3 separate regions of the Homo sapiens genome follow, and regions 1 and 2 are each linked to region 3. Evidence: chromatin loops called from intact Hi-C (ENCODE). Cell type or tissue: heart right ventricle. All regions are shown on one strand. Links, peaks and the distances in the headings refer to the core of each region. The heading gives the core; the rest is flanking DNA.

Region 1 (10,580 bases), core at 2,103-7,102, 210 kb after region 3:
GGGCAATATGGCAAGACCCTGTCTCTGCAAAAACAAACAAACAAAAAGTTTTAACTTAGACAGGTGTGGTGGCACTTGCCTGTAGGCCCATCTACTCAGGAGGCTGAGGTGGGAGAGTTGCTTGAGCCCAGGAGTTCAAGGATGCACTGAGGTACGATCATGCTGCTGCACTCCAGCCCAGGCAACAGAGCAAGAGTCCGTCTCAAAAAAAAAAGAAAAAAGAAAAGGAAAAGATTCTTAGTTTGTTCTTGAATTTTCCAAAATAATATTTTCTCACTGTATGCACTACCCTATTTGTTTTGTTTATTTGTTTGTTTGTTTGTTTTTGAGACAGAGTCTTACTCTGTTGCCCAGGCTGGAGTGCAGTGGTGCGATCTCAATCTCGGCTCACTGCAACCTCCACCTCCCGGGTTTGAGCAATTCTCGTGCCTCAGCCTCCCAAGTAGCTGGGATTACAGGCACACGCCACCACGCCAGGCTAATTTTTGTATTTTTAGTAGCGATCGGTTTTTACCATATTGGGCAGGCTCGTCTCGAACTCCCGACCTCAAGCAATCCGCCCACCTCAGCCTCCTAAAGTGCTGGGATTACAGGCATGAGCCACCGTGCCCAGCTGCACTACCCTACTTGTGCTGTTCATAATGCTGCAAACCAGTGCAGATACCATTTGGGACACCACCTAGAGTTTGGGGACCCTTCTTCATCCACCTTTAAATTGACTTCATACATCATCTCCCATTAGTGGAGTACATCCATAACCCAGATCTAAAGAGTACGTTCTCTGGATGGCCTGAAGCTTCTGGAAAGCAGGCACTTTTTAATCGTGATACCTTTTACCTCAGTAATACAATACAATTCCATAACTTTGTATTTGGAATTAACTTCAAACTCCAATCGATGTTGCAATGATATGTCTGTATAGCTTTACCCAATTCCATTTATTGTTGAGGGCTTATTCCATTTGCTTTAGTAATACAGTCTCCTTGGGGCAATTCTATTCAACAGAGACTCAGAACAAGGGTCTCATTTTACGGAATTTTCCAACGGGTATGCAAAGCCTCAGACATCAAATTACAACCATATATCCCACACCCTCCCCAGAGCTCTGACAAGGCTATATACAAATTCAGTGGCAAAACAGAGGTGACATAAACTATAGTGAACAGACTTTATGTGGCCTAAAACCCTCCTAATGTCTTGATGAACATGCAGGATGTGTTCAAATCAGCTGTGGGGCTCTGCTCCTGTGAAATCATCATGGCCCCAGGAGAGGTCCAGCAATTTTCCTCTGCAATAGAGCAGATTCTTGAAAGTCAAGGAGTTTTGGCCGGGCATGGTGGCTCACGCCTGCAATCCTAGCACTTTGGGAGGCCAAGGCGGGTGGATCACGAGGTCAGGAGTTTGAGACCAGCCTGGCCAACATAGTGAAACCCCGTCTCTACTATAAACACAAAAAAATTAGCTGGGTGGGGTAGCAGGCACCTGTAATCCTAGCTACTCGGGAAGCTGAGGCACGAGAATCGCTTGAACCCGGGAGGCAGAGGTTGCAGTGAGCTGAGATCGCGCCACTGCACTTCAGCCTGGGCAACAGAGTGATTCTTTGTCTCAAAATAAAAAAAGAAAGAAAGAGAGAGAGAAGAAGGAAGGAAGGAAGGAAGGAAGGAAGTCAATCAGTCAGTCAAGGAGTCTCCTTCATCCTAAGTTCCTGTCAAGGCTGACACCAACGTGAGGCTCTCTTCCAATACATCTCTTCTACCTGGGGAACTGATCTTACCTAAAGGAATGTCAGAGAAAGAACTGCCTGGCAGCGAAGTAAGCCAGGCCCTAACACCCTATCTTGACCATCCCCGCAGTTAGTAAGTCGTGCTGGACCTTGCTTGAGATACCTGCATCTCATGGTAAGTCTGTCCCACCTTGAAAACCAGAGACTTGAGAACGTCAAGCACAACCACATCAAAGGTACCACCCAAAGAAGGGGAGTCTGAGACCACCCAAAAGAGGCAGTTGGTATCCTCTGCAAAAACAGGTGCCACTTAGGATGATGAAAATCAGATTTTTTTTCATATTTAGCCTAGAAGGAAAAGGGGTTACCCCTTTGGCACCCATAATGAGTTGATGGCTTTTTTTTTTTAACAGAATTCTAGAAGAACTGCACAGAGAAGCAGACTGAATAACCCCAAGACTTGTAATGGACCAGCAAACTTCTGAACTCATACTCACCTAGGATCCTTGATAGCAATTATTTTTGCTTAATCTCACGGTTTTCTGCTGCCCACTGGGAAGACCCTTCTTCCCCAATAGTCCTTTGCACTGAAGGGAACAATAAAAACATTATGTGAAAAAAAACATATATTGCAGAAGAACAGAGCAAAGTGGTGTGAGGTCGCTGTCCACATCTCATTGTGTATTTCAACTCTCATCCTGCCTGTATTCAATTTCAATAATTATCCAAGACCTATCTTAAACCTAATTTCCTCTTTCTTTCCAAAAGCTCCTCTATCTGAAGGTTTTTTCTCCAGCACATGTTTGAACTTCAGTTTCCTCTCATCTTATTTCTCTGTAGATTTCATCCTATCTGCTCTCCATCCATCAGAAAAGCTTAAATATTTCTCATCAAATATTGTCACTTGCTTGTTTCCACTATACTGTAGAGTTTGCCACTTTGTTCTTTTGTTGTCATTTTAAGTTGTTATTTTTTTCAGATTTCTAAAGAGGATGGACAAGGATTAAACTCATGCTCATCCTGTGTTCTTTATCCGGTCTCAAGTGATGCGTTTTATTTGTTGACTTCCATTACGGTCAGGTGCTTGACTGACAGATAACTGTGACGATCATGGGCTTGTGATGGCAAAGGGCAGGGGTTTTTTTTTTTTTAAGCAACTGTAACTCCCTCTAAATCTCCTTTTGACATTTGCTTCTGTAATAGAAATGCTAATCTTTCTAGATGTGTGGTAGTGACAAAGAGGAAAATAATCCAGGGAAGGGAATTGGAGCAACAGCAGGGAAAGAAGTTCCAGTATTATTTCTTGTTTTGTTTTGTTTTCAGACAGAGTCTTGCTCTGTTGCCAGGCTGCAGTGCAGTGGCGTGATTTTGGCTCACTGCAATCTCCGCCTCCCAGGTTCAACCGATTCCCCTGCCTCAGTCTCCCGAGTAGCTGGGACTACAGGCAGGCGCCATCGTGCCCAGCTAATTTACTTTTTGTATTTTAGAAGAGACGGGGTTTCACCATGCTGGCCAGGATGGTCTCGATCTCCTGACCTCATGATCTGCCTGCCTCAGCCTCCCAAAGTGCTGGGATTACAGACATGAGCCACCACGCCCGGCCCCAGTATTGTTTAAGTAAGAAAGCTAATCCAGCTTTTCGTAATCCAGGGTAAAATTTGTCTATCTGTGGGACACCACTAACAGGATGCCCTGATGCCTCCCCAGGTTCAACAGGGAAGAGGCGGGCAGGCAGACAAGTAAAATTAAGGATTTGGGGTCCAGATATATTTTCCCATCTCTGGGTTATATGGACTGTGTGAGCTTGGAAAAGCCATTTAATCTTTTTAAGTCTCAGTAAATAAAGACTACACTTTCTTTACGTGAAAGTCAGTAGAATTAAATAATAGTATGTGTGAAAAACCCTCAGCTGTGCTGAGACGATCCCTTTAACATGAACCATCCAGTCAGTCTCATCCCGCTCCAAATAAGGCACTTTGGAGTCATCTTCACTTCCCTTCTAGTTTTATCCTTCAAATCTTCCTTTTCATCCCACACACCACAAACACAGTCGCAGCTACCCCCTTCTTTCCCTCTGTCCTTGATAGACAACCCCTAATCTCATTTCTTCTCAGCTTCTGTCTCCTTGGTAAGAAATCTGACGAGATAAATAGTATATACACCTGCTAGGATAACGCACAGTCCTCTCAAGAAGAAACGACCCTGTCAGTTGTTTTGACCTTATGCAAACACGAGTGAAACTTGTATTTCATTGTGTTCACTTTGAGAACGGCATCCAGGAACGGAACGCAAGGGCTCCTGCTAGTGACGGATGGTCTATTTCAAGTGTTCAGAGATTCCAGACTCTACATGAAATGGCGCCACCTTGAGGCTCAAACCTTATTGTTGGCGTTCAATTTAAGAAAAACTCATCAGACATCTCCTACTACAGGCCAGCCTTTGGTAATTAAAAGAATAAAACGGGCCGGGCGCTGTGGCTCACGCCTGTCATCCCAGCACTTTGGGAGGCCGAGGCGGGTGGATCACCGAGGTCAGGAGTTCGAGACCAGCCTGACCAACATGGTGAAACCCTGTCTCTACTAAAAATACAAAAATTAGCCAGGCCTGATGGCGCGCGCCTATAATCCCAGCTACTCTGGAGGCTGAGGCAGGAGAATCGCTTGAGCCTGGGAGGCAGAGGTTGCAGTGAGACGAGATCGCACCACTGCACTCCAGCCTGGGTGATAGAGCCAGACCCCGTCTCAAAAAACAAACAAACAAAAAAAACAAAACAAAACAAAAGAAAGAAAGAAAGAAAAAAAAAATGGCCACGTAAACCAACCTATACATAGGAGGCTTTTTGGAGGACATGATGAAGAGGTGAAGAAAGAAAGTACCTAGGCTGAAGGAACAGTCTAACCTCCAGCTACCTGGCATAGAGTCAGTGCAGAAGAAGACCTGATGGGAACTCAGCAGAGTGGACTCCTAGGAAGAGGGTGAGAACTGCAACCAGGTGAACCAAGACTAGGGAAACTGCTTCTGATTATGCACAGGGGATAAGATCCAGCCCCTGGGGAGCGGTGGTTAACAACAAGTACACATCATGTAAGTGCCCCGGGCACCCCTTAGTGCAAGGGGAGCTATAATTCTACCAGAACACTCTGGATGTATACATATGTTCACACAAGACCTTCCTTGTGGATTAAGACAATATAACAGCAATTTGAGAAAGAAGGTGGCTCAGGGGACACTATCCCACACAGTGCAGACAGGAAATTCTGAGCGGTTTATCATTTGGTCAGTAGGAAGTCATCAGGAAGTCATCAGAAAGTCATGAAAGTCTAGAATCAGTGGCTTGCTCACCAGCTGTAAAGGAGACAGTCATGAGTTAGGGATCAATAATTGGTAATTATCAGAGATCAATAATTAGTAATTTGACAGAGATTTACCAGGGAGGAATCAAAATTCCCCACCTCTGAAGGGTGGCGGGGGGATATTTTTACTGTGTCTCAAGATCCTGCTGGCTCCTTTAAGCCATATGTGACATATTAATCATCTTTCCACATACAAACATGCACTTGAATGACCCCTCTAGAGTCATTTAAGGACAGGCTAGGGCCATTTTTAATATGCTAAAGAACAGAGCACTTTCCCAGGCTTAGGGACTGTGGATGGTCCCAGAGACTCCAATGGTCCAGGAAGTGGAAAGTCCTCACCCATGACACTTACTTTCCTCCCAGGACTGGAGGGCAAAAGAGGAAAACAAGAAAAATATGGAGAAAATATGAAGAAAAAACAAAAGAATGTGACAATTCTTGTTCCCAATTTTGAAACAACTTCACATATTCCTTAAAACAAAGATGACAACATAAAACTATAAAAAGGTATCAAAAACCTCACAATAAGGCTTTTCTAATTACTGGGGGAAATGGCAGCCATTCCTCCCGCAGCTGTGCTGCCTCCTCGTCCTCCTCCTCATTGTTGCTGCCAAAAAGGTCAATGTCATTGCCCTTGTCATCCTCTGCTGGTGTGGTTGGCTTCTTGGCCAGGGCTCCACTTGGCACATGGGAGACACGTGCTGGGTCTGAGGGACTGTGGCCCGGTGGCCAGCAGAGCTCTTCTCCAGCACGTTCAGCTGGGCCTCCAGCCTGGACATGGCCTGCTGCAGCTCCTGCACCACGCTGCTCAGCCTCTGGTTCTCCACTTCCAGACTGGCGATCAGGACAACAAGCTCGCTGTGTTCTCCGTTGGGGCCGCTGGAGACCCTGGGGCCTGAGCTTCTGGCCAGGGATTTCTGGATGTTCTCTCTGGCTCTCGCAATGTCATGGAGGATCACGCTGGCGCCATTCTTCTGGCGGGAGGTGCTGGCCACAGGCCCGTTCATTTGCTCGTACAATCTCCTTTCTGCAATGTCATATTTGAACTTGTCAAACCAGATCTTCTCATATACTGAGAAGTTTGTAGCCATTTTTCTGATGCCAGCCAAGGACTCAGCAACGAGGGAGGAGGAATCGGTGGACGTGGGACGCCTGAGGCAAGAGAACAGAAGACTTAATGTTGTTAAGATGTCAATACTACCCAAAGATTCAATGCAATCCCTATCAAAATCCCAAAAATGGTTTTTCCAGAAATAGAAAAAACAATTATAAAATCCATATGGAATATCAAGGAACCCCAAATAGTGAAAGCAATCTTGAAAAGACGGAACAAAGCTGGAGAACTTGCTACAAAGTGACAGTAATCAAAACAATGTGGTACTGGCATAAAGACAGCCATGTAGACCAATGGAATAAAATAGAAAGGCCAGAAATAGAGTAAAAATAGAGTTACCACATGATCCAGCAATTCCCCTTCAGGGTATACACAAAATAATTGAAAGCAGAGTCTCAAAAAAAGATTTGTACATCCATGTTCACAGCAGCATTATTCACAATAAAACACAGAAGCAACCCAAGTGTCCATCAACAGACACATGAATAATCAAAATATAGTACATACATACAAGGGAATATTATCTAGCCTTAAAAAGGAAGGAAAACTACATGCTACAACATGAATAAATCTTGAAGACATGTTAAGTGCAATAAGTCAGTTACATAAAAAAAGACAAATAACGTATGATTCCACTTATATGTATGTAAAATAGTCAAAATCATAGAAACAGAGAGTAGAATGGTGATTGCCAGGGGACGGGGGAGGGAGGAATAGGAAATTATTGTTTAATGGGTATAACTTTTCAGTTTTGCAAGATGAAAAGCACTCTGGAGATAGATGGCAGTAATGGTTGCACAAAATTACAAAATGTATTTAATACCACTGATATATACATTTTAAAATTATTTAAAAAAACGATTAAGATGGTAATTTTCATGTTTTGTGTATTTTACTGCAATAAAAGAATTGAACAAAGTAATGGCAATATTTTTTTCATGTGACAGCTTTTCACTTAGAGGGCAGGGCTTTTCCAAACAAATTAAAGTTATTAGGCAAGCCTGTGTGTCTTGGAGACTTTATTATTTTGTTTGTTTTAATAAATACAGACAGGGTCTTGTTATGTCACTCAGGCTGGTCTCAAACTGTGCCCGCCATTCTTTAGAAATTTTGGGAAATACAGGGTTGGGTGCAATGGCTCATGCCTGTAATCCCAGCACTTTGGGAAGCTGAGGCAGGGGGATCACTTGAGCCCAGGGGTTGGAGACCAGCCTCAGTGACATAGTGAGACCTCATCTCTACAAAAAATCAAAAAAATGAGGCAGGAAGATTGCTTGAGCCTGGGAGGTTGAGGCCACAACGAGCCGTGATCATGCCCCTGCATTCCCGCCTGGGCAACTGAAGTGAAACCCTGTCTCTAAATAAATAAATAAAATAAATTTGGGGAAATAAAGAAAAGCCCATAGAAGTCACCCATATACAACCAGTGTTAACTTGCTGGGCTCATGGGGTCAAGTCTTTTCCCATCCATCCAGACACAGATACCTGGATATCAGCATCTTGCTGCACAGGTGGGCTCATGCTCTGTGTGCATTGTTCCCTGGACAAGGCACAATGGCCATTCCCCCATCATGATAAATGTGCCTAACTCTTTTCTTCCCACCTCCATGTGCAAAAAGGTAGTTGAGTCAAGCAAAGCTTCTTTGAGGGCTCCAGAGCTGACTTCCCAGCTGCTACTGGTCCTTTTGGGTCCTCTCCCAGTGTTGAGACTCCTGATTTCAAGGACCCTGATTTCAAGGGTGCTGATTTTGAGGGTCTGAAGAAGTTCAAAGAGGAGGTGGATATCCAGCCAGCTAAGCAGAAAACAGCAACAGTCAACGGTAGTGAGCCCCTCTCTGCCCTTCTCTCTAACAGTGACATCCTGAGTCAGGGCTCAGTCCTGGGCAGAACGAGAGTCCTGGGCAGTTCCCAAGAGGAACTGGCCTGGAGGCCCAAAGGGCGGGATATCCACTTCACTGTGCCTTATCAATGTGCAGCTCAGGTATGAGAATCTGGTCATTAGGGCCTGACCAGTAAAGTTCCCAATATCCAAAGTTACAGAGCCCCGAAAGTCCCCCAGCTGCCTAGAGGTGCTTAGCAAAAAGTAAAAATAATACAACTCTGTGTTTGACCCTCACGTACTCTACAGCTCCTTTGGCCACTCCCTTTCTCTGCCAAACCCCAGGACCCTGTGTACCCCTGCTGTTCTCCCTGTCCCACCAGATCTCCCCTGGCCTCACAGGAACCTGACAAAAGGGAAGTGAGACAGGACAGATATGAAGAAAATGTGAAGTGATGGTTATTTTACACCTAGGCATCAAGAGACACAGTCGTTTGCTCAGCAGGTGGGATTTCTCCACATAGGCGGCAAGGAGAAACAATGCCGGGGTCCAGCATCAGAGACAAAGCTGGCAGAATTCACCTGCCCAGACCCCTCCTGCCTCCTGTTTCCCATTGGCCAAAGTTCACCCCATGAACTTCAATTCCCTGCACTTCTGGGACATGTCATCTGTACAGCTCCATCAGTGATACCAGATCCCACGTCCTGCGGCCAGGGACCAGAAACCCCGGGTGGGAAATAGCAGTCTGGGAGAGGGCCCTACTTTGCCAGGGCAAGGACTGGGAAGTCCCCACTGGCATCAGAAAAGTCTGGGTGCTTTTGGCCAACAAGAGGCAATGGAGGGAAGCCTCTTAACATTTCTGATGTCTTGACATGCGTCGTAGCAGGCTTGCCTTAGAGCAACACCTTCGAAGTCCAGTGGAGCTTCCTGCCCGACTGCACACTCCACACAACCTTGGGCTTGAGGTTGCTTTAACTCTTTGAGTGTCACTTTCCAGAGACTTAAAATGAAGATGAAGATAATATCACCCCTCAATCAGCAAATGCGATTGAAGGTTATGGCCAACGCAACTCAACTCGCCCAGTGCCTCACACACAGTAGGCACTTTGCGATTAAAGGTTGTCATCCATATTCCCAGACTATTCCCCGGGAAGTGGTTAGACAGAGCTGGACAACAAACCCCATCTCCTTGGCCCTGACACAGGGAGTGGCAAAAGGAGCTGTAGAGTCCACATCAGGGCCAAACACAGATTTTTATTATTTTTATTTTTTGCTAAGTGACTCCAGGCAGGTGGCGGACAATTAGGGGAGGTCCCTGTTGTAATTCCCAGCCCTGCCCTCCTACCCGAGGAATGAGAGAGGATTCCCTGCATTGCAGTCTGCATGTTGACCTCATGTAGACTAACACGCCTTAGTCTACTGGAGGGAGACAGAGAACACCCTGCATTCTCTGCCCGAGTCACTCTCCTCAATCTGCTTCAGTAGAACGTGAGACACAACTGTTGAAGGCCAGCAGCCCCTGGTCCCGAGCGCGGCAGTGCCACAGTGGATGCTCTCCCACCTGAGCCCTCGGACTGGGCCTCAGTGGGTCCTGCTCCCACAAGTGTCACTGTCTCAATCCGGAGAGTGGAGCTCGTAGGAACAGGACCTCATTGCCACATTTTCTTGGCCCCTTTCATTAAAAACACTGCAATCACCTTCATGGTAAGGCTCCTCCCTGTGGAGGTCTCCTACAGAAGTAGGTGAGGACTGGTTGCTGGGATTGAAGAGAGTGGCATGGTAGCTGAGGATAATAAGGGGTACTGGGGTAAGACGGAGAGGTTTGGGGGCCACACAAGTTGTCCATCTAGGGAACGTAGAGGTCACCTAGATCAAGCCAGTGTTGCCCAAGTAGCAAAAAAAAAGAAAAAAGAAAAAAAAAGTCTGGTCTTTTTTAGCCCCGAGAGGTGTCTTTGATGAAATTCTGACCAGATGAAGCCACCATCACTGCCCTGGGCTTACACATTACCTACATACCCTAAATCAATCACTGTCTGTTTTCTGTCTTTCTCTAAGCCATAGAGCCTGCTCTCTATCTGTTAAGTCTAGGGCCATCACAAACATGCAAACAATGACACTGTAAGATAACTTGGGCCAGGTGCAGTCACTCAAGCCTGTAATCCCAGCACTTTGGGAGGCGGAGGGTAGGTAGATCACCTGAGGTCAGGAGTTCGAGACCAGCCTGGCCGACAAACATGGAGAAACCCCATCTCTACTGAAAACACAAAAATTAGCCAGGCATGGTGGCGGATGCCTGTAAGCCCAGCTACTCGGGAGGCTGAGGCAGGAGAATAGCTTGAACTCAGGAGGCAGAGGTTGCAGTGAGCCGAGATCATGCCACTGCACTCCAGCCTGGGTGACAGAGCGAGACTCCTTCTCAAAAAACAAACAAACAAACTAACAAAACAAAACAAAACAAAACAAAACAAAAAACACCACATAAGATAACTGGGGCAGAAGGCCTCTAGCCCCTAGCCCCTAGCCCCTTTCCCTACCATTCCCGCAGTAGTGGCTGCACCCCTCCAGTC
Region 2 (5,000 bases), core at 1-5,000, 310 kb before region 3:
TCTACCTGCCTTGGCCTCCCAAAGTGCTGGGATTACAGGCATGAGCCACTGTGCCGGGCCCAAAGCGGATCTTTTAAGGAAGGGTGAATATTACATGGGAATGTTAGAGAAGGGGGAGAATCTGCCCATCAAGCAGGCAATTGTGGACAAAGGCATGGAATTTTTTTTTTTTTTTTTTTTTGAGACGGAGTTGCCCAGGCTGGAGTGCAGTGACATGATCTCGGCTCACTGCAAGCTCCGCCTCCCGGGTTCACGCCATTCTCCTGCCTCAGCCTCCCAAGTAGCTGGGACTACAGGCGCCCACCACCATGCCCGGCTAATTTTTTTGTATTTTCAGTAGAGACAGGGTTTCACCGTGTTAGCCAGGATGGTCTCGATCTCCTGACCTCGTCTTCTGCCCGCCTTGGCCTCCCAAAGTGCTGGGATTACAGGCATGAGCCACCGCGCCCGGCCGGCATGGATTTATTCACAAGGTTTTAGTATTAAATTCTGTGGATCCCTTTGGAGGAGATTAATTTTTTTTTTTTTGAATTGGGGTCTCATTCTGTCACCCCGGTTGGAGTGCAGTGGCCCAATCATAGCTCATTGTAGCCTCAAACTCCTGGGCTCAAGGGATCCTCCTGCCTCAGTCTCCTCAGCAGCTGGGACTGCAGGCATGCACCACCACACCTGGCTAAGAGAACTACCTATTTTAATGTTTCAAAGAATTTGGGCCAAGGGCAGTGGCTCACACCTATAATCCCAGCACTTTGGGAGGCCAAGGCAGGATTGCTTGAGTCCAGCAGTTCAAGACCAGCTTGGGCAGCATAATGAGACCCCGTCTCTACAAAAAAATAAAAAATTAGCTGGGTGTGGTGGCACATGCCTGTAGTTCCAGCTACTCAGGAGGCTGAGACAGGAAGATCAACTGAGCCCAGGAGGTTGAGGCTGCCAGTGAGCTGTGATCACACCACTGCACTCCAGCCTTTGTGACAAGAGCGAGATCCTGTCTCAAAAAAGAAAAGAATTAATAGACTGGGGGAGTGGTTGAGGGGAAGAATTCATAGGCTGAGCAACAAAGCAAGACCCCTGTCTCTCCAAAAAAAAAAAAAAATTTTTAGTTGCATGTGGTTGCATGTGCCTATAGTCCGTATGGTCCCAGGTACTTAGGAGGCAGAGGCAGGAGGATAGATTGAGCCCAGAAGTTCCAGGCACAGTGAGCCATGATCATGCCACTGCCTTCCAGCCTGTGACAGAGCAAGACCTTGTCTTCACACACACACACACACACACACACACACACACACAAAAAGTTTATGAAGCAACTGGCTTAATCATCTGGTCTCTACAGGGGGGTAGGAATCTCATGGAATCCATTTTCTTCAACAGATAGTTTTTTGTTTGTTTGTTTGTTTTGAGACAGAATCTTGCTCTGTCACCCAGGCTGGAGTACAGTGGCACGATCTCAGCTCACTGCAACCTCCGCCTCTCGGGTTCAAGCAGCTCTCTGCCTCAGCCTCCGAGTAGCTGGGATTACAGGTGCCTGCTACCACGCCCGGCTAATTTTTGTATTTTTAGTAGAGACAGAGTTTCACCATCTTGGCCAGGCTGGTCTTGAACTCCTGACCTTGTGATACACTCGTCTCAGCCTCCCAAAGTGCTGGGATTACAGGCATGAGCCAACCGCGCCCGGCCAACAGATAGTTCTGACTGGCAATAAGAAGGTACAAAAAAAGGCCCCTATCAGTGGTGTCAACCATTGCCTTAGTGATAAACACTGAAAGCACCCCCAAGGCTGAACCCATGTTTTGGAGGTAGTTCACTATGGGCTAGGGAAGTATTTTCCAAATTTTTTTTTTTTTTTTTTTTTTTTTTGAGACAGAGTTTTGCTCTTGTCGCCCAGGCTGCAGTGCAATGGCGCGCTCTCGGCTCACTGCAATCTCCGCCTCCAGGGTTCAAGCGATTCTCCTGCCTCAGCCTCCTGAGTGGCTGAGATTACAGGCGCCTGCCACCACGTCCATCTAATTTTTGTATTTTTAATAGAGACGGGGGGTTTCACCATGTTGGCCAGGCTGGTCTCGAACTCCTGACCTCAGGTGATCCACCTGCCTTGGCCTCCCAAAGTGCTGGGATTACAGGCATGACTCACTGCACCTGGCTAACCTTTTTTTTTTTTTTTAACCCATTACCTCTAATTAAAAACAGAAGCTTTACCCTCACTCCTGTAATTTTTATATACTACTGTGTGAGGGCCTTGTTGCCAGATATGAATCAATAAAGGGGCTAGAAGAATATAGAAATAGGAAAAACTAGGGCATGTTTGGTGGCAAATCTTTAACCTCTTGAGGGTGATCCCTGTGAAGAAGCCTTCCTACTCTGAGTCTTGGGGCGCTACCAACAGAACCAAGATAAGGGAGCTAGAATGGCAGAAAGATGATCTGGAGCGAGGATGACTGTGCCAGAGCTGGCTGGGGAGACTGAGCACTGTCAGTGCTTGATTAATAATGTAAGAGAGGACAGGCTGGGCCCTGGGGACAGCCTCACCGGCCCATAGGCCAGAGTCACAGATGGCCCAGTTGGCAACATGATGGTTCACTTTTGGAAAAGAAACGTGACACAGCCTTTCTGGGAACAGGGTAGCCAGTCTGATTCAGGAGAGCCAACAGGATACCCAAGAACTGGACGTGAGAGGCTCTAGCCACCAGAAGGGGGCAGCACCTTCTTGGGATGACAGATTGAAAGGCCCGTTAGGCTACCCAAGAGGGTTGTGGCTGAGTATTTGGGGGCGTTGCGGGGGCTAAGAGGGAGGTGGAATAGAGACAGTACATTTTCAACAAAAAAATTTTTTTAAAGAAATGGGGGCTACCTTTGGCAGGTGCTGATGTATGGACAGCCGTATCGTGTTACCTTAGAGCTTGAGCTGCCAGAGTCCCCTGTGAATCAAGATTTGGGCATGTTCTTGGTCACCATTTCCTGCTACACCAGAGGTGGCCGAATCATCTCCACTTCTTCGCGTTCGGTAAGTGTTGGTGGCCTGTCTGAGAAGGTGTGGAGGAAGATGGCAGGATCAGAATGGGTAGGGGGCTGGGTGTGGTGGCTCAGGCCTATAATCCCAGCAGTTTGGGAGGCCGAGGCAGGCAGATCGCTTGAGCCCAGGAGTTCAAGACTGGCCTGGGCAACATGGCGAAACCCATCTCTACAAAAAAAGTTTAAAAATTAGCTGGGCATGGTGGCTCACGGCTGTAGTCCCAGCTACTCTAGAGGCTGAGGTGGGAGGATCGCTTAAACCTGGGAGGTTGAGTCTGCAGTGAGCCAAGATTGCACCACTATTCTCCCTCCTGGGCAACAGAGCAAGACCGTCTCAAAAAAAAAAAAAAAAAAAAAAAAAAAAGAATGTCTGGGTAGGGATTCCTCAGGAGAAAACACCCTTGGCTTTGAGGTCACAGACACATCAGGATAAAGAAGGGAATCAAGGCCGGGCGCAGTGGCTCATGCCTGTAATCCCAACACTCTGGGAGGCCGAGGCGGGTAGATCACCTGAGGTCCAGAGTTCGAGACCAGCCTGACCAACATGGAGAAATCCCGTCTCTACTAAAAATACAAAATTAGCTGGGCATGGTGGTGCATGCTTGTAATCCCAGCTACTCAGGAAGCTGAGGCAGGAGAATTGCTTGAACCCGGGAGGCAGAGGTTGTGGTGAGCCAAGATCGCGCCACTGCATTCCAGCCTGGGCAACAAGAGCAAAACTTTGTCTTAAAAAAAAAAAGAGAAAGGAATCAGCTTACAAAACCAGAAACCTTTGCCAAACACCCCAGGTATCTCAGGAGCATGCCCAGCTTTGGGATTAAGTGTGAAGAGTGGAGCTGCTCTCAGAAAACAGGCTTTAGAGCCAGACAGACATGGGCTTGTGTCCTCATTCAGAAACAAGCTAGCTGTGGGTCACCTGACTTAACTTCTTGGGTATAAAGTATTATAAAATGGGTATAATAGTAACTGCCTCATAGCAAGACTAGTTTGGATTCAATGGGGAAATGTAAAATTCCCATTAGCACATAGTGGCTGTTTAATGTTTTTTTGTTTTTGAGACAGAGATCTTGCTCTGTCGCCCAGGCTGGAGTGCAGTGGCGTGATCTCGGCTCACGGCAACCTTCACCTCCTGGGTTCAAGCGATTCTCCTGCCTCAGCCTCTCAAGTAGCTGGGACTACAGGTGCTCACCACTACACCTGGCTAATTTTTGTATTTTTAGTGGAGGTGGGGTTTCACCATGTTGACCAGGCTGGTCTCGAACTCCTGATCTCAAATGATTCAACCACCTCAGCCTCCCAAAGTGCTGCAAGTACAGGTGTGAGCCACCGCACCTGGCCTAATAAATGTTAAGACTCCATTCTTCCATTAATTAACAACACAACCTCATCATGAAGCAAATTCCTGATGTCTACATGATGGGGGGAAAGCTTCAGATGGTGCGCTGGGACTTAGATCCCATACTGGATTACAGAACTACTTGGTGGGAAAGGCAGATCAGAGACAGTGCTGGGCTTAATCTAGGAAGGTTTCTTGGAAGGAGGGGCCTTTGCTCTATAATAGAGTGTGGTTGAGTAGGGAGAGAGGTACTCAAGCAATTGGAATGGTTGGATGAGACTGAGGGGTAGGAAGTGAAGGTGAGGCAGCCAGGGACCTGAGGAAGAAGCCGCCTTCATAGACTACTCAGGGGTGGTTGAGGGGTAGGTAGGGTCATGGGGATCTGGCATGCACCTGTCCCCAGCCTCTGCTTCCCACCCCCGGCAGGTGATGCTGCATTACCGCTCAGACCTGCTCCAGATGCTGGACACACTGGTCTTCTCTAGCCTCCTGCTATTTGGCTTTGCAGAGCAGAAGCAGCTGCTGGAGGTGGAACTCTACGCAGACTATAGAGAGAACTCGGTGAGTGAGGTGAACGAGCTTTATGACTAGGAGATAGCCCCTCCCATTAGCCCAGGATTCTACCTGAGAAGCCTCCAGGCTCAGGAGACATCACAAC
Region 3 (10,580 bases), core at 3,000-7,999:
CCATCTCAGAAAAAAAAAAAAAAATCATTCTTTCCACTCCACCTGCCCTCCAGTAGAATGGCTAAAATGAAGAGGCACATCAAACCTGGCAAGGATGTGCAGGAAGTGGAACTCTCATTCAGTACTGCTGTTAGTGTCAATTGTACCAACATCTTTGGAAAAGCATTTCACAGTATCTACTGAAACTGATGATATGCACATTCCATGACTCAGCAATTATACACCTGTGTATCTGTCCATCAGAAATATGGACAGGTGTTTACCATAAGCGCATTCTCAAGTGTTCACAGCAGCAGTAGGTGTAAAACAGTAGTCCCCCCTTATTTGCAGGGGATACGTTCCAAGACCCTCAGTGGATGCCTGAAACCTCAGCTAGCGCTGACCTCTATAAACACTATCTTTCCCCCTATACATATCTATATATGTACATATATATGTACATATCTATGATATGTATGATATGTACATATCTATGATAAAGTTTAATTGATAAATTAGGCACAGTAAGAGATTAACAATAATAAAATAATACAATTATAACAATATACTATAGTAAAAGTTATGTGAATGTGGTCTCTTTCTCAAAACATCAGACCGCAGTTGAGTGTGGGTAACTGAAAGCACAGAAAGTGAAACCGCAGATAAGGGGAGCTACTGTAACCCTAAACTGGTTACAGTCTCAAACTCCTGACCTCAAGTAATCCACCTGCCAGAAAAAATTTAAAATCTTTTTTTATTTTACTTTTATTTATTTTTGAGATGGAGTCTCACTCTGTTGCCCAGGTTGGAGGGCAGTGGCGTGATATTGGCTCACTGCAACCTCTGCCTCATGGGTTCAAGCTATTCTCCTGCCTAAGCCTCCCGAGTACCTGGGACTACAGGCGTGTGTCACCATGCCCAGCTAATTTTTGTATTTTTAGTAGAGATGGGGTTTCACTATGTTGGCCAGGCTGGTCTCGAACTCCTGACCTTGTGATCCACCCACCTCAGCCTCCCAAAGTGCAGGAATTACAGGCGTAAGCCACTGCACCCGGCCTATTTTATTTCATTTTTGAGATGGAGTTTTGCTCTTGTTGCCCATGCTGGAGTGCAATGGCGTGATCTTGGCTCACTGCAATCTCCACCTACTGGGTACAAGTGATTCTCCTGCCTCAGACTCCCAAGTAGCTGGGATTACAGGCATGCACCACCATGCCCGACTAATTTTGTATTTTTAGTAGAGACGGGGTTTCACCATGTTGGTCAGGCTGGTCTCAAACTCCTGGGCTCAAGTGATCCACCCGCCTCAGCCACCCAAGCTGCTGGGATTACAGGCGTGAGGCACCACGCCTGGCCCTAAAATCTTTTATGTGGCAAAAATACCATAGCAAAAGCAAAATAAAAACAGCAGATTTGGGATTTTTTAAAATTTTATTTACAGCAGAACATAACCTTAAGGCTCATAAGAGCCAGGTACAGTGGCTTGTGCCTGTAGTTCCTGCTACTCAAGAGGAAGAGGTAGGAGGATCACTTGAGCCCAGGAGCTCAAGGCCAGCCTGAGCAACATAGAGAAATCCCATCTATCTATAAAGAACGTTAAAAATGTAAAAGAAAAAACAATGAGACTGATAAGAAAGGGAAAAAATAATTCAAAGGAAAAAATGAGTGTAGGACAAAACTAGGCAAATTTGTAAAAAGGAAAAACCCATAAACAAATGTAAAATGCTCAAACTCACTGTCAGGGAAAGGGAAGAGCAAATTAAAGTAACAGTGTTACCCTTTACCTGTTAGATAAGGAAGGAGGGTTCTCCCAGTCCCTGCTGGTGGCAGGCCCACCTCTAACATTTGCAAGGGGCCATGGCAACAATACAAATACAACTGGAGGCCCACATACCATATATTTAATATTGGGAAGTTATAAGTATGTTCTATCCTGTTACTGTGGTAAATGTATCTTGAAAAATCGGTATTTTTCTTGTATATATGTTTCACTGTATATAAGGTGAACTTTTTTTTTTTTTTTGAGACAGTCTTGCTCTGTGGCGCAGGCTGGAGTGCAGTCGTGTGATCTCGGCTCACTGCAACTTCCATCTCCCAGGTTCAAGTGATTCTCCTGCCTCAGCCTCCTGAGTAGCTGGGATTATGGGCATGCACCACCACTCCCGGCTAATTTTTTGTCTTTCAGTAGAGACGGGGTTTCACCATGTTGGCCCCAGGGTGGTCTTCAACTCCTGAGCTCGGGCAGTCTGCCTGTCTTGGCCTCCCAAAGTTCTAGGATTACAGGCATAAGCCACCACACCCAGCCATGAATGTTTTGATATACATAGTGAAATTATGATTACAGTCAACTAGAATAACATACCTATCATCTCACAATTACCTTTCTTTATTTTTTTGTGGTAAGAGTACCTAAAATCTACTTTTTAAATTTTTTTGAGATGGAGTCTTGCTCTTTTGCCCAAGCTGAAATGCAGTGGCGCCATCTCAGCTCACAGCAGCCTCTGCCTCCCGGGTTTAAGGAATTCTCTGCTTCAGCCTCCCAAACAGCTGAGATTACAGGCGTGTACCACCACACCCAGCTAATTTTTCTGTATTCTTAGTAGAGATGAAGTTTCACCATCTTGGCCAGGCTGGTCTTGAACTCCTGACCTCATGATCTGCCTGCCTTGGCCTCCCAAAGTGCTGGGATTAAAGGTGTGAGCCACTGCGCCCGGACTTTTTTTTGTTTTTGAGACGGAGTCTTGCACTGTTGCCCAGGCTGGAGTGCAGGGGTGTGATCTTGGCTCACTGCAAGCTGACAAACTACCAATGATGACTTAACTTAGTTATTATTGTGCATACCAGGGTCATTTGTTAATCGGCTGGTGATGGCAGATGAATGGCAAACACACACACACACACACGCACACACGTGCACACACACACATGCACACACACAGATGCATTTAATAAGTTATGTATTTATTCCATTAAAATATTTTTTCTTGGCTTCATTCCAGGGAGTACTGATTTTTTTTTTTTTTTTGAGACCAACTCTTGCCCTGTCGCCCAGGCTGGAGTGCAGTGGTGTGATTTCGGCTCACTGCAACTGGGTTCTAGCAGTTCTCCTGCCTCAGCCTCCTGAGAAGCTGGGACTACAGGTGCACACTGCCAAGCCTGGCTAATTTTTTGTATTTTTTAGTAGAGATGGGGTTTCACCATGTTGCCCAGGCTGGTCATGAACTCCTGAGCTCAGGCAGTCCACCCACCTTGGCCTCCCAAAGTGCTGGGATTACAGGCGTGAGCCACCAAGCCTGGCCTGATGATGTTCTTTTTTTTTTTTTTTTTTTTTTTTTTGAGTAGGAGTCTCGCTCTGTCGCCCAGGCTGGAGTGCAGTGGCGGGATCTCGGCTCACTGCAAGCTCCGCCTCCTGGGTTCACGCCATTCTCCTGCCTCAGCCTCCCGAGTAGCTGGGACTACAGGCGCCCGCCACTACGCCCGGCTAATTTTTTGTATTGTTAGTAGAGACGGGGTTTCACCGTTTTAGCCGGGATGGTCTCGATCTCCTGACCTCGTGATCCGCCCGCCTCGGCCTCCCAAAGTGCTGGGATTACATGCGTGAGCCACCGCGCCCGGCCCCTGATGATGTTCTTATACTTAACGTGACTTCTATTGACAAAATGGCAAAAGACAAGCTTTCTTGAGTCAACATAGTTTTTAGCAAGTTTTTAATTTATTTTAATTTGGAGAAGCTTCCTTCTGCTGAAGCAGCAGCAACTGGAATTACCAACAAAATTCTCAAAGCAGTACTTAGATTTAGAAATGAATACTGATTTTTACATTATCACACTCAAATACTATATGGATTTGTGGGGAAACGAAAGAGATCAGGCTGTTACTGTGTCTATGTAGAAAGAAGTAGACATAAGAGACTCTATTTTGTTCTGTACTAAGAAAAATTCTTCTGCCTTGAGATGCTGTTAATCTGTAACCCTACCCCAACCCTGTGTCGCAGAGACGTGCTGTGTTGACTCAAGGTTTAATGGATTTAGGGCTATGCAGGCTGTGCTTTGTTAAAAAAGTGCTTGAAGGCAGTATGCTTGTTAAAAGTCATTACCATTCTCTAATTTCAAGTACCCAGGGACACAATACACTGCGGAAGGCTGCAGGGACCTCTGCCTAGGAAAGCCAGGTATTGTCCAAGGTTTCTCCCCATGTGATAGCCTGAGATATGGCCTTGTGGGAAGGGAAAGACCTGACCGTCCCCCAGCCCGACACTGTCCCCCAGCCCGACACCCCACCCGTAAAGGGTCTGTGCTGAGGAGCATTAGTAAAAGAGGAAGGCCTCTTTGCAGTTGTGATAAGAGGAAGGCATCTGTCTCCTGCTTGTCCCTGGGCAATAGAATGTCTGGGTTTAAAACCCGATTGTATGTTCTATTTACTGAGATAGGAGAAAACAGCCTTAGGGCTGGAGGTGAGAGGTGCTAGCGACAATACTGCTCTTTAATGTTTGTATACATGCACATCAAGGCATAGCACCTTTCCTTATTTATGACACAGAGACATTTGTTCACATGTTTTCCTGCTGACCCTCTCCTCTCTATTAACTTATTGTCCTGCCACATCCCCCTCTCCAGATGGTAGAGATAATGATCAGTAAATACTGAGGGAACTCAGAGACTGTTGCCGGTGGGGGTCCTCCGTATGCTGAGCACCGGTCCCCTGGGCCCACTTTTTTTTCTCTATACGTTGTCTCTGTCTCTCCTGCCTCAGCCTCCTGAGTAGCTGGGACTACAGGCACCCGCCACTGGGCCCGGCTAATTTTTTGTATTTTTAGTAGAGATGGGGTTTCACCCTGTTAGCCAGGATGGTCTCGATCTCCTGACCTCGTGATCCACCGGCCTCGGCCTCCCAAAGTGCGGGGATTACAGGCGTGACCCACCGCACCCAGCCTCTTATTTCTTTTCTCAGTCTCTCGTCCCACCTGATGAGAAACGCCCACAGGTGTAGAGGGGCTGGCCACCCCTTCATCTGGTGCCCAACGTGGGTGCTTTTCTCTAGGGTGAAGGTGAGCTAGAGCGTGGTCATTGAGAACAAGTTGATGAGAGATTCCCGAGTACGTCTACAGTCAGTCTTGTGGTAAGCTTGTGCCCTCGGAAGAACCTAGGGTAACAATGGGGCAAACTGAAAGTAAATATGCCTCTTATCTCAGCTTTATTAAAATTCTTTTAAAAAGGGGGGAGTTAGAGTCTCTACAAAAAAATCTAATCACGCTATTTCAAACAGTAGAACAATTCTGCCCATGGTTTCTAGAACAGGGAACTTTAGATCTAAAAGATTGGGAAAAAATTGGCAAAGAATTAAAACAAGCAAGTAGGAAGGGTAAAATCATCCCACTTACCGTATGGAATGATTGGGCCATTATTAAAGCAGCTAATTTAGAACTGTTTCAAACAGGAGAAGATAGCGTTTCAGTTGCTGATGCCCCTGAAAGCTGTGTAATAGATTGTGAAGAATAGGCAGGGATAGAATCCCAGAAAGGAATGGAAAGTTCAAAAGTTCACATTGTAAATATGTAGCAGAGTCTGTAATGGCTCGGTCAATGCAAAATGTTGACTACAATCAATTACAGGAGGTAATATATCCTGAAGCATTAGAATTAGAAGAAAAAGGTCCAGAATTAGCGGGGCCATCAGAGTCTAAACCATGATGGCCAACTCCTCTTCCAGCGGTTCAGATGCCTGTAACATTACAACCTCAAATGCAGGTTAGACAAGTACAAACCCCAAGAGAATATCAAATAGAGAGTCTCTGTCATGGCAACGCCAATCCAAATACAGTATCCACAATATCAGCCGGTAGAAAATAAGACCCAACCGCCAGTAGCCTATCAATACTGGCCGCCAGCCGAACTTCAGTATCGGCCGCCCCCAGAAAATCAGTATGGACAGCCAGGAGTGTTTCCAGCACCACAGGGCAGGGCGCTATAGCCTCAGCCGCCCACTATAAGACTTTATCCTACAGCACCACCTAGTGGACAAGGTAGTGCATTACATAAAATTATTGATAAGGCAAGGAAACAAGGAGATATTGAGGCGTGGCAATTCCCAGTACCGATGCCACCTGGAGAAGGGGCCCAAGAAGGAGCGCCTACCCTAGTTGGGGCCAGATATGAGTCCTTTTCTATAAAAATGTTAAAAGATATGAAAGAGGGAGTAAAACAGTATGGACCCAACTCCCCTTATATGAGAACATTATTAGGTTCCACTGCTCATGGACATAGACTCATTCCTTATGATTGGGAGATTTTGGCCAAATCATCACTCTCACTGTCTCAATTTTTACAATTTAAGAGTTGGTGGATTGATGGGGCACAAGAACAGGTCTGAAGTAATAGGGCTGCCAATCCTCCAGTTAACATAGATGCAGATCAACTATTAGGAAAAGGTCAAAATTGGAGCACTACTAATCAACAAGCAATAATGCAAAATGAGGCCATTGAGCAAGTTAGAGCTATCTGCCTTAGGGCCTGGGAAAAAAATCCAAGACCCAGGAACCACCTGCCCCTCATTCAATACAATAAGACAAGGCTCTAAAAAGCCCTACCCTGATTTTGTGGCAAGGCTCCGAGATGCTGCTCAAAAGTCAATTACCGATGAAAATGCCCGTAAGGTCATAGTGGAGTTGATGGCATATGGAAACGCCAATCCTGAGTGTCAATCAGCCACTAAGCCATTAAAAGGGAAGGTTCCCACAGGATCAGATGTAATCTCAGAGTACGTAAAAGCCTATGATGGAATTGGAGGAGCTATGCATAAAACTATGCTTATGGCTCAAGCAATAATGGGAGTTGCTTTAGGAGGACAAGTTAGAACATTTGGGGGAAAATGTTATAATTGTGGTCAAATTGGTCATCTAAAAAAGAATTGCCCAGCCTCAAAAAAACAAAATATAACTATTCAAGCTACTACAACAACAACAGATAAAGAGCCACCCGACTTATGTCCAAGATGTAAAAAAGAAAAACACTATTAGAATTCTATCAAATTCTAAATTTGATAGAAATGGGCAACTATTGTCAGGAAACAGCAAAGGGGCCAGCCTCAGGCCCTGCAACAAACTGGGGCATTCCCAGTTCAGCCCTTTGTTCCTCAGGGTTTTCAGGGACAACAACCCCCACTGTCACAAGTGCCTCAGGGAATGAGCCAGTTACCACAATACAACAATTGTCCCCTGCCACAAGCGGCAGTGTAGCAGTAGATTTATGTACTATACAAGCAGTCTCTCTGCTTTCAGGGGAGCCCCCACAAAAAATTCCCACAGGGGTATATGGCCCCCTGCCTGAGGGGACTGTAGGACTAATCTTAGGAAGATCAAGTCTAAATCTAAAGGGAGTTCAAATTCATACTGGTGTGGTTGATTCAGACTACAAAGGTGAAATTCAATTGGTTATTAGCTCCTCAATTCCTTGCAGTGCCAGTCCAGGAGACAGGATTGCTCAGTTGTTACTCCTGCCTTATATTAAGGTTGGAAACAGTGAGATAAATAGAAAGGAGGGTTTGGAAGCACTGATCCGGCAGGAAAGGCTGCATATTGGGCAAGTCAGTTCTCAGAGAGCAGACCTGTGTGTAAGGCCATTATTCAAGGAAAACAGTTTGAAGGGTTGGTAGACACTGGAGCAGATGTCTCTATCATTGCTTTAAACCAGTGGCCAAAAAATTGGCCTAAATGAAAGGCTGTTACAGGACTTGTCGGCGTAGGCACTCCTCAGAAGTGTATCAAAGTACTATTACATTGTTTAGGGCCGGATAATCAAGAAAGTACTGTTCAACCAATGATTACTTCAATGATTACTTCAACCAATGATTACTTCATCTGTGGGGTTGAGATTTATTACAACAATGGGGTGCAGAAATCACTATGCCTGCTCCATTATACAGCCTCAGGAGTCAAAAAATCATGACTAATATGGGATATATACCAGGAAAGGGACTAGGAAAAAATGAAAATGGCATTAAAGTTCCACTTGAGACTGAGAGAAATCAAGAAAGAAAAGGAATAGGGTATCCTTTTTAGGGGTGGCCACTGTAGAGCCTCCTAAACCCATTCCATTAACTTGGAAAACAGAAAAACCGGTATGGGTAAATCAGTGGCCGCTACCAAAACAAAAACTGGAGGCTTTACATTTATTAGCAAAGGAACAATTAGAAAAGGGACATATTGAGCCTTCGTTCTCGCCTTGGAATTCTCCTGTGTTTGTAATTCAAAAAAAATCCGGCAGATGGCATAAGTTAACTGACTTAAGAGCCGTAAATGCCGTAATTCAACCCATGGGGCCTCTCCAACCCGGGTTGCCCTCTCTGGCCATGATCCCAAAAGACTGGCCTTTAATTATAATTGATCTGAAGGACTGCTTTTTTACCATCCCTCTGGCGGAGCAGGATTATGAAAAATTTGCCTTTACTATACCAGCCATAAATAATAAAGAACCAGCCACCAGATTTCAGTGGAAAGTGTTACCTCAGGGAATGCTTAATAGTCCAACTATTTGTCAAGCTCTTCAACCAGTTAGAGACAAGTTTTCAGACTGTTATATCATTCACTATGTTGATGATATTTTATGTGCTGCAGAAATGAGAGACAAATTAATTAACTGTTATACATTTCTGCAAGCAGAGGTTGCCAATGCTGGACTGGCAATAGCATCTGATAAGATTCAAACCTCTACTCCTTTTCATTACTTAGGGATGCAAATAGAATATAGAAAAATTAAGCTACAAAAAATAGAAATAAGAAAAGACACATTAAAAACATTAAATGACTTTCAAAAATTGCTAGGAGATATTAATTGGATTCGGCCAACTCTAGGCATTCCTACTTATGTCACGTCAAATTTGTTCTCTATCTTAAGAGGAGACCCAGATTTAAATAGTAAAAGAATATTCACTCCAGAGGCAACAAAAAAAATTAAATTAGTGGAAGAAAAAATTCAACCAGCACAAATAAATAGAATAGATCCCTTAGCCCCACTCCAACTTTTGATTTTTGCTACTGCACATTCTCCAGCAGGCATCAATGTTCAAAATACTGATCTTGTGGAGTGGTCATTCCTTCCTCACAGTACAATTAAGACTTTTACATTGTACTTGGATCAAATAGTTACATTAATTGGTCAGGCAAAATTACGAATAATAAAATTGTGTGGAAATGACCCAGACAAAATAGTTGTTCCTTTAAACAAGGAACGAGTTAGACAAGCCTTTATCAATTCTGGTGCATGGCAGATTGGTCTTACTGATTTTGTGGGAATTACTGATAATCATTACCCCAAAACAAAAATCGTCCAGTTCTTAAAATTGACTACTTGGATTTTACCTAAAATTACGAGACATGAACCTTTAGAAAATGCTCTGACGGTGTTTACTGATGGTTCCAGCAATGGAAAGGCAGCTTACATAGGGCCAAAAGAGCAAGTAATCAAAACTCATTATCAATCGGCTCAAAGAGCTGAGTTGGTTGCAGTCTTTACAGTGTTACAAGATTTTAATCAACCTATTAATATTGTATCAGATTCTGCATATGTAGTACAGGCTACAAGGGATGTTGAGACAGCTCTAATTAAATATAGCATGGATGATCAGTTAAACCAGCTGTTCAATTTATTACAACAAACTGTAAGAAACAGAAATTTCCCATTTTACATTACTCATATTTGGGCACACACTAATTTACCAGGGCCTTTAACTAAAGCAAATGAACAAGCTGACTTACTGGTACCATCTGCATTCATAAAAGCACAAGAACTTCATGCTTTGACTCATATAAATGCAGCAGGATTAAAAAACAAATTTGACGTCACATGGAAACAGGCAAAAAATATTGTACAACATTGCACCCAGTGTCAAGTCCTACACCTGCCCACTCAAGAGGCAGGAGTTAATCCCAGAGGTCTATGTCCTAATGTGTTATGGCAAATGGATGTCACGCATGTACCTTCATTTGGAAGATTATCATATGTTCATGTAACAGTTGATACTTATTCACATTTCATATGGGCAGCTTGCCAAACAGGAGAAAGTACTTCCCATGTTAAAAAACATTTATTGTCTTGTTTTGCTGTAATGGGAGTTCCAGAAAAAATCAAAACTGACAATGGACCAGGATATTGTAGTAAAGCTTTCCAAAAATTCTTAAATCCGTGGAAAATTACACATACAACAGGAATTCCCTATAATTCCCAAGGACAGGCCATAGTTGAAAGAACTAATAGACCACTCAAAACTCAATTAGTTAAACAAAACGAAGGGGGAGACAGTAAGGAGTGTACCACTCCTCAGATGCAACTTAATCTAGCACTCTATACTTTAAATTTTTTAAACATTTATAGAAATCAGACTACTACTTCTGCAGAACATCTTACTGGTAAAAAGAACAGCCCACATGAAGGAAAACTGATTTGGTGGAAAGACAACAAAAATAAGACATGGGAAATAGGGAAGGTGGTAACGTGGGGGAAAGGTTTTGCTTGTTTCACTAGGAGAAAATCAGCTTCCTGTTTGGATACCCACTAGACATTTAACGTTCTGCAATGAACCCATCGGAGATGCAAAAAAAAGCGCCTC

Evidence for each region. A loop is a pair of places that touch in the nucleus more often than their neighbours do. Peaks named below come from ENCODE experiments on the same cell type or tissue, not always from the same donor. Only the 100,000 strongest peaks of a DNase experiment are listed, where the experiment ranks them.
Region 1: a loop joins it to region 3, with 6 times the contacts of the local background. A loop is called at or near these places in 36 of 110 quality-filtered maps.
Region 2: it touches region 3 in a loop (6-fold over the local background); 82 of 110 quality-filtered maps call a loop at or near these places.

Annotation. Positions count from the first base shown.
Region 1 is chr11:62,164,883-62,175,462 of GRCh38, reverse strand. It overlaps the pseudogene EEF1DP8. Among named protein-coding and RNA genes, the nearest start is that of SCGB1D1, 20 kb to the left of the region's middle. RefSeq lists a silencer at 1-32. In heart right ventricle, for the core only: a CTCF peak has its summit at 4,085 (motif pointing left); DNase peaks (open chromatin) are centred at 4,082 and 5,882; H3K27ac peaks cover 2,646 bases; H3K27me3 peaks cover 1,302 bases.
Region 2 is chr11:62,692,566-62,697,565 of GRCh38, reverse strand. BSCL2 (BSCL2 lipid droplet biogenesis associated, seipin) reads left to right here. Exons shown (of 11, transcript NM_001122955.4): 4 at 2,855-2,998; 5 at 4,769-4,903. HNRNPUL2-BSCL2 (HNRNPUL2-BSCL2 readthrough (NMD candidate)) reads left to right here. Exons shown (of 24, transcript NR_037946.1): 17 at 2,855-2,998; 18 at 4,769-4,903. Among named protein-coding and RNA genes, the nearest start is that of LRRN4CL, 5.5 kb to the right of the region's middle. In heart right ventricle, for the core only: a CTCF peak has its summit at 2,680 (motif pointing right); a DNase peak (open chromatin) is centred at 2,685; H3K27ac peaks cover 851 bases.
Region 3 is chr11:62,376,338-62,386,917 of GRCh38, reverse strand. The region is part of intron 4 of ASRGL1 (asparaginase and isoaspartyl peptidase 1); the gene reads right to left. Among named protein-coding and RNA genes, the nearest start is that of SCGB1A1, 37 kb to the left of the region's middle. RefSeq lists enhancers at 3,642-4,207, 4,208-4,773. In heart right ventricle, for the core only: CTCF peaks have their summits at 5,779 and 5,988 (motif pointing left); a DNase peak (open chromatin) is centred at 5,937; H3K4me3 peaks cover 505 bases.